Linked DNA regions of Homo sapiens: region 2 is linked to region 1. Evidence: chromatin contacts called from ENCODE Hi-C data. All regions are on one chromosome and are shown on one strand. The core of a region is the stretch at or near the end of the contact, and the rest is flanking DNA. Distances in the headings are between cores, read along the strand shown.

Region 1 (3,465 bases), core at 255-2,754:
CCTGGAGATCACCAGAAAATCAGGGTGAGGAGCAAATGAGAGAAGGACGACAGGGGAGGGAGTGAGTGGGCCATCTCTGGGGTCCTCCAGCCCCATCTCCCTATCTGGGACAGGCCCCTTCTTAGGGGGAAGGTTGTTCTGTGGGCTTGTGCTTGGTGGCTCCTTGGAGACAGCTTAGAAAGAAGAGGCTGTGTCCAAGCCAAGAGTCTATCTCGCCCCATTCCTCCATCTGCAGGGAAAAGGAGGAAGGAGGCAGGGAGGGGCCTTATTCTAAGGTCTCCAGCCCTGGGGGAGGTAGGAGTCTTCCTTTTGCTGCATACTCAGCAACTGAGGGCCAGCCTGTGATGCAGATGCCAATGCCACAGAGCATGGCAGGAGGTCTGTGGCACCTTGTGCTGAGGGGCAGCGCTCCCCCGACTGTGGGCCATGGAGTGGCTCTGGATTCTGTAGGGTTGAGCCCATCTGGTCCTTCCCACAGTAGACATGGAGAAAGGTCTCACTGTGAGCACCAGCCTTGAACTCACCATCTGTTCCAGGTTGTCACCCTCCTCTCTGGGCTTTGCAAGATACTGGTCATACCCCTGGCACCCTGGGGCTCCCAGAACTTCTGGGCCACCCAGAGGCAGAGCCTCCAGGCCTGTATAGACAACACCTGTGTCCTCGGGCCTTGCTGCATCTGTAGTTTCACTGATGCTAAAAGTCCTCAGAAGCCCTGTGTTCCATCTCTCCAGCCTCTGTGGCTCTCCAGGGTTCTGCCCTGCCAGCCTTTCTGCTGGGAAGACCTCCTGCCCCCTGTCCCTTGTCCAACTCTTGATCATTGTTTAAGACTTAACTTAGGCATGGTCGCTTCTTTGGGGGAGTCTTTCCTGGCTCCTCTTCTCCTGTGAGACTTGCCTATCTTTGGGTCACTGTGCTGCTCTAGGGCCTGCTGTCTCTGTCAATGTTAGCATATTCCCCAGGCTAAGCTCAGGGGAGCAACTGCGGCTCCTTCCTCTTTGTATTCTCAATGCTCAGCACAAGGCCTCGCTTAGCGGAGGTGTTAATGAAAGTCTGTCTGTCTTGGCAAGTGGGTAGATGGGTGCATGGGTTGATGGATGGATGGACGAATTTTCTGGCTACTGTCTGTATGGATCTGAGGAGGAATCTCTCTCTTGGCTGGGGAAACCCAAATGGAAATTTCAGATGTCCCTATGTGAAATTTAGCTAAACTCAGTGCTAGTGCCTCTGGGCTGCTTGGGTGTTTATAGCTGAATTAGGCAGATAATTTGCCCCAAACTCTGGCTGCCTGCTCCTGGCTCCTGTTTCCCGGCTGCTCCATGGGCCTGTCTGAGATTGTGCAGGGAAGTGCAGGGCCTGCCCAGCAGGATTTCCGTTCTGTGTGTGCTGCCCTCAAAATGTCTACACACTCAGATGGGGAGGGACTATTTTAGGTCCTGCTGGCCACAAGCACAGCCAGAGGCAGACGATGAGGAGGCCCAGCCTGGCCATCCTCCCGGCGTTGACATGAGGGAACTGGGGCTGGGATCTGAGCCAGAGCTGGGCCTGTGCTGTTTGTGGGAGCACACGGCCACTCTGGCTAGAGCTGCTGGCCAGACCAGCAGCACTGGTGGGAGCTGGGATGGGGCTCCTGGAGGTGTACCCACCTGGGGAGGGGCTGGGCCTCCCCTGGCCTGGGACAGGGGAGGAGGAGGAAATGACACTGATTTGCTCTGATGGGGGAGGCTTGGACCTTGCCCTCATGGAGCTCCCTGTCTGATGAAAGAGACAAAACTCTGTTCTCAAAAGCCTCAAACCCAGCAGGGAGACCAGTTCTGTTCTGCAGGGAGCCCTGGCCCTCTGGGGAAGCCCCTTTTCTGGTATCTGACTTTGTTCCATGTTTTTCTCTGAGATCTATTGCTCTGATTTGGCTGATCCAGGAAATCTTTCACTCACTCGCCTCTCCTCCCTGTCCCTGGCACTCTGAAGGACAGGCGCTCCAAGGCCAACCCAGGAGGCAGCTGACCCCGGGTGCAGTTCCAGTGGTTTGCTAGATAACTATGGCTGGGCTTTCTTCCTCTCCCTCCTTCCCCAGTGCAGATAGCATGAAGGGCCCTGGCTTCTGGGGACAGGAGGGACGAGAGGTCTGGCAGAATCTGGATTTTGGCTGGCTTCTGTCTGCCCCACCGGTGTTTCTCGGCAGCCTGTTCCATCCTCACAGTTGATGCAGCCCTGGCTGGTGCTGGATGTGTTCACTGTGTCCTGGCTGTGGTCCTAGGACCCCTCCTAGCTCAAACCTGCTCTTGCCAGAGTTACCCTTCCATCTTGGTCCCTTCCTGTCACTTTCCTCCGTGACACCTTCTCTCTGCTCCCAAAGCCTTCTTACCAGCATCTGCCTAGGTCCTGGGATGAGCTGGCCACACATTTAGAACATGTCACCGGAGACCCTTGCCTGATGTTCAGGCCATGGGCTGGCACTCACCACGGAGTATTTCTTAGGTTTCTAGAAATGTTTTGGTTTGTGTCGAGAGTGGCCAATTCTGGAGGTGACTCAAAACGTGTATAAGGCAGGTCTGTGCTCAGCATCCCAGGGCTCGTAGATCAGTGTCTGTCTCTAAGGGTAAGGGTGGGGGGCCCTGTTTAGGGGGTGCCTGGCCTGTTTAAACTGTTCTCCATGGTGATGAGGATTGGGATGAGAAATACTCACACGTATTAACTCCACCACTTGTTCTTGGTCTGTGCAGCCATCCTATGTGTAGACTTTAGAGTGGCAGACTAGGGGTGGGGGTGGTGTGTGCACATGAGTGAGCATGACAGGTGGGGGTGGTAGGAGCAGGTGTGTGCACGAGCTTCCATGGGTGCTGGCCAGAGGTGTGTCTAAGCTTGGTGGTGGCATTGCAGGAATTGTGGCCTTGACTTTGAACTTTCTGAGGGCAGGCCTGGGTGTGTCCTCACACAGGGAGAGCAGAAGTGTCCTATTCCATCTAGTTCTCTGCTTTAGAAAACGATATATTCATTTTTTCAGATAATAAAATGATACGTGTTCATTATATAAAATTTGGAAAATATAGAAAAATAATGAAAAAATAGGGCTTACCTCCATCCAAACACACAATTTGAATGCACTGCACCCAACATTTCATTGTCATTCTTTCCTCTTCTTTTTAGGTTTCTCTTTCTGTCTCTGATTCTGTCTCTGACTTCATTTCTACCTTTAAAATAAAATTAAGGCCTTTGTTCACTAGTTGTTGTTGTTTTTTTATTAAGGCAGTTCTTGGTGTTATGATTATGATTAGGGGAAGAAAAACAGTGTTCAGGAACACACAGAGAGCCTGCCACCCCCTGTCCATTTCCTATAGAGGGTCTTGAAGCTCCAAATAGAGGCTGTGCCCCCAGAAATCGCACCTTTGAGGCACTGAGATGCCCCCAGAGCCAGCTGGGTATGGCAAGGGCGGCTCTTGCTTAGCATTCCGAGAGAGCACTCCTAGG
Region 2 (3,465 bases), core at 520-3,019, 240 kb after region 1:
ATTAATTGAGCAAGAACTCACCTATTACCAAGGCAATGATACTAAGCCAATCATGAGGGATCTGCCCATGACCCAATCACCTCCCCCCAGGCCCCACCTAGGAATCACATTTCAACAGGAAGTTTGGAGGGGACAAACATTGAAATCATATCAATCTCAGTCGCTAATTCCATGGACATTTACTGAGCATGTACTATGTGCCAGGCATGGTTCTAAATGTTAGGAGGATACAGCGTACACAAGGCAGGCCTGGAGATAATCAGTATTGGATATTGATATGAGAAATGTGTAATAAGGGTTATGAGAAAGGGGTTAATACAGAATGAGTGGCTCTGCCTGGGCATTCGGGAAAGGCCTTTATGTGTGCAGACTGCAAACGGGTTCACCGTTCACTCATTCATTCATTTAACCTCCTTTTAGGCCCTGTAAGCCTAGAAGGGGGCTGTCTGGGAGGGGCTGTGCCCTGACGCAAGGGCCCAGAGTCAGGCTGAACTGGGGCAGGCGTCTCCCCAGGGGGCAGGAGCACTGTAGCTGTGGGAATCTTGCATCCTGGTGACAAGGAGAAGCCACCAGCCTGAGCTGAGCCACACATTAAGGGACAAAGTGAGGGCTTTGGAAAGAAATGAGTCACATTGTCAGCATCTGAAAAGACAGGAGTCAGGTCGGAAAGGAGGGCGTAGGGGCCTGAAGAGCTGTTAGGAGCAGGCTCACCACGTCCAGAGCCTTGATGTGGCTGCATACAGGGGAGGGAGTTGCTGACCACAATTTTCTGGATCGATTTGGACTAAGAAAATTTTGTCAAATTTTAAAAATCACAAAAATAGACCTATTTTTGCTTAAAAAAAAAAAAAGAAAGAAAAGGAAAAACCACTGGAGAGAAGGGTCAGATACTTCTCTAAAATGGGCAGATGTTATTATGTGAGCTTTGGTGAGTACCAGGGAGCATCAACCCTCACCACCCTGTGCATGAGCAGTGCAAGGTCGTGTCTCAAGGCAGAAAGCAGGGATCCTGACCACTGAGTCTGGATGGTCACCGGGCAGCCGCCGAGAGCTGAGCTTCCCTGACTGGGGCCGTGAGACTGCCTGGCTCACACCTTGCGGAGGACTGAGACTCCCCACCCCCATGGCCTTCTGAAACTGCTGCAGACAAGGTTGCTTTCCACAGGCCCGGCTTCTGGGGGCCCTGGAACCCAGTGCCCAGACTTCTCTTCTCAGGCCAGGGCTATGGGGCTGTCACAGCACTTTTCACATGTGTGTGCGATTTCTTGGTTTATGTTGGTCTTTTTCTGTCTTTAATTAAATTCCTTTTGGAAAAAATCCATTTCCACAGCACCAAGGGATTAAAAGTTCTCAGTTTTGTTTTTGATTTTTGTTTTTACTCCATCTGTGCCATGGCTCGGGGCCCTTAGTGACTGACTTTCATGTTGGGGACAGCAGGCACCTGACTGAGCTGTGGGCGAGCAGGGGAATGGTGTTGAGTGAGGTGACAACTTGAGACCAGACAGGTGGCAAAGCTAATGAAAATTTTGCCCCCTTACTTCCATACACTGACCCTAAATGGCCACCCTCTTCAAAAAGGACCAGAGCCCCAAATACACACTGCTGTCAGCCCTGATCCCTCTTTAGTCCCTCCCTCCGAGACCCTCCCCTCTCGTCCTGTGTGGCCAAGTCCCAGCCTGGACACTCTGTCTTCAAAGGTAAAAAACAAAGCCGGCTTGTTGCTCCATATTTGTCTTGGGAGTGCTTGTTCCTAGGAGAGCCTCCTGGCCTCCCAGGCCAGGAATAGCACCAGTCTACAAGGCCAGCCTGGCTGCCCTGCCAGCCCTTCTGAATTGCTTGTTTTTATTAAAATTCTTCTGCACGCGCAATCCCTGATGGTGTGTGGATTTTGGATGAGGCGGTGTGGGGGACCCGGGGAGAGGAAGGCCCTAGGCTTATTGGGCCTGGTGTTTATTTGGCCTGCCTGTCCAGAGTGATAGAGAATGGAAGTCCATAAAAGTGACCCAGGATTTGTGCCCCAGAGCTCGGCAGGATGTGACACAAGGCCCATGGCAGGCTTGGACTGGGTCTGGGCTATCAGCCCCCAGATGATATGATACAGAATAGCTCTGGAGAGCTGCAGGAGTGGAAAATGACATGGCTCCGCACTGTTGCACAAATCATATGAGAACTGCTCCCTCTCGGCTTCTACCTGCAGGCTCGGGCTTGGCAGCTGTCCCCTGGCCAGATGCAGCATTTTGAAGCAGCCAGGGCCCACTGTGGCAGCCTCAGCAATATAGAAATGGCCAGGAGCAGAGTTGGGCACCTTGGCTTCCAATTTGTTCTGAGTCTGGTCTGGTCCCAGGCTCTAAACCCAATGCTTTTCGGGGCTGTGTGTCACCTTCCCAGGCCCACATATTTCTCAGCATTCCTCACCTGGTCTCGGAGGGGGACAGTGCCCCAACTCCAGGGTAGAATCTGTTCTGTATGGTTGGACTTACACACAGAAATTCTACTACCATCATTCAATTCAATTTACCTGGATATGGATTTCCCTCTTGCCCCACTGATCCCCACTCTCCTGGGCCTTTAAGTGAGTCATTCTCCTGGGAGGTCTGGGGTAAGACAGGCAGACAATGACAGACAGTGGCATGGGAGCTTCCAGCCGAAGAGTGCACCTTTCAACATCACAGCCAAAGGCCTAGATGCATGCTCTCCCTACAGCCTGGGCTCTGGGCCCCTGCTGAGGTGACCACCCCCACAAGACCTACGGGAACGTGGTGGAGGGTGTAGGGGTGGGGGAGCAGTTTTCAAGTCAGGAAATTGCAAAAGTTCCAGCGTCCGCAGCCAAAGGCTCAGTGTGGAAAATTTCAGGCTCCAAGCAGGGTTCCAGAGGAGGAGGAAAGGAGCAATGGGGCCAAGATACTTGTCCCCAGCTTCCCAGACCTGGGCCCTCCCCTCACACGCAGGAGGTGTGTCAAGAGCCCAGGGCAGAACTCTCTAGTAGAAACCTCTGTAGAGTCCAGGGGCTGGCTCACACACCTTCCCGACTGGTCAGAGAGAAAAATGCATACAAAACAATCCTAGCTTCCAGGGAATGCTACAAAGGAATCCCAGCCCTCAGTGTTCAGAGGGAAACTGAGGCACAATGAAAGGAATCTGCTGTAGATAAGACCAAAGTTTCATCGTAGGGGACTGTCTCACCCACATATCGGGCAAGCGTCACAGTTCCACATAGGAAGGGGTGTATGCTCATGGGGGAAGGTTCAGGGTAGGACTGGTGGTCTTGGAAGGTCTCCCCTCTCCTCAGATTCTTTCTGGGGACTTGCTCTAGGAAGAGCTGAGGCTCAGGGTAGCCAGAACAATGAAGTGGTGGAATGAATTGGGGAGTGGGTGCCAGGCATGGAGGCCAAGAGTGTCTGCAGCCCTGCCAGCCAAGACTTCCTCACTGCCCGTTCAGCCCCTACTGCCGTGTACCCCCGGTGG

Evidence for each region. A loop is a pair of places that touch in the nucleus more often than their neighbours do. Pooled maps may share reads with other maps.
Region 2: a map of ascending aorta shows a loop between it and region 1 (3-fold over the local background). The contact joins two enhancer-like sites. A Hi-C loop is called at or near these places in 3 of 168 maps with a recorded cell type or tissue (PC-9, ascending aorta and heart right ventricle) and 5 of 50 pooled maps.

The regions. Positions count from the first base shown.
Region 1 is chr2:71,613,692-71,617,156 of GRCh38, forward strand. The region is part of intron 40 of DYSF (dysferlin); the gene reads left to right. Among named protein-coding and RNA genes, the nearest start is that of DYSF, 150 kb to the left of the region's middle. Within about 2 kb of position 1,505, at least 22 of the 41 ENCODE cell types and tissues checked have a DNase peak (open chromatin) inside an H3K27ac peak, as active enhancers do; they include ascending aorta, where a contact is called at or near this core.
Region 2 is chr2:71,848,687-71,852,151 of GRCh38, forward strand. No RefSeq gene overlaps it. Among named protein-coding and RNA genes, the nearest start is that of CYP26B1, 300 kb to the right of the region's middle. RefSeq lists a silencer at 493-787. Within about 2 kb of position 1,770, at least 3 of the 41 ENCODE cell types and tissues checked have a DNase peak (open chromatin) inside an H3K27ac peak, as active enhancers do; they include ascending aorta, where a contact is called at or near this core.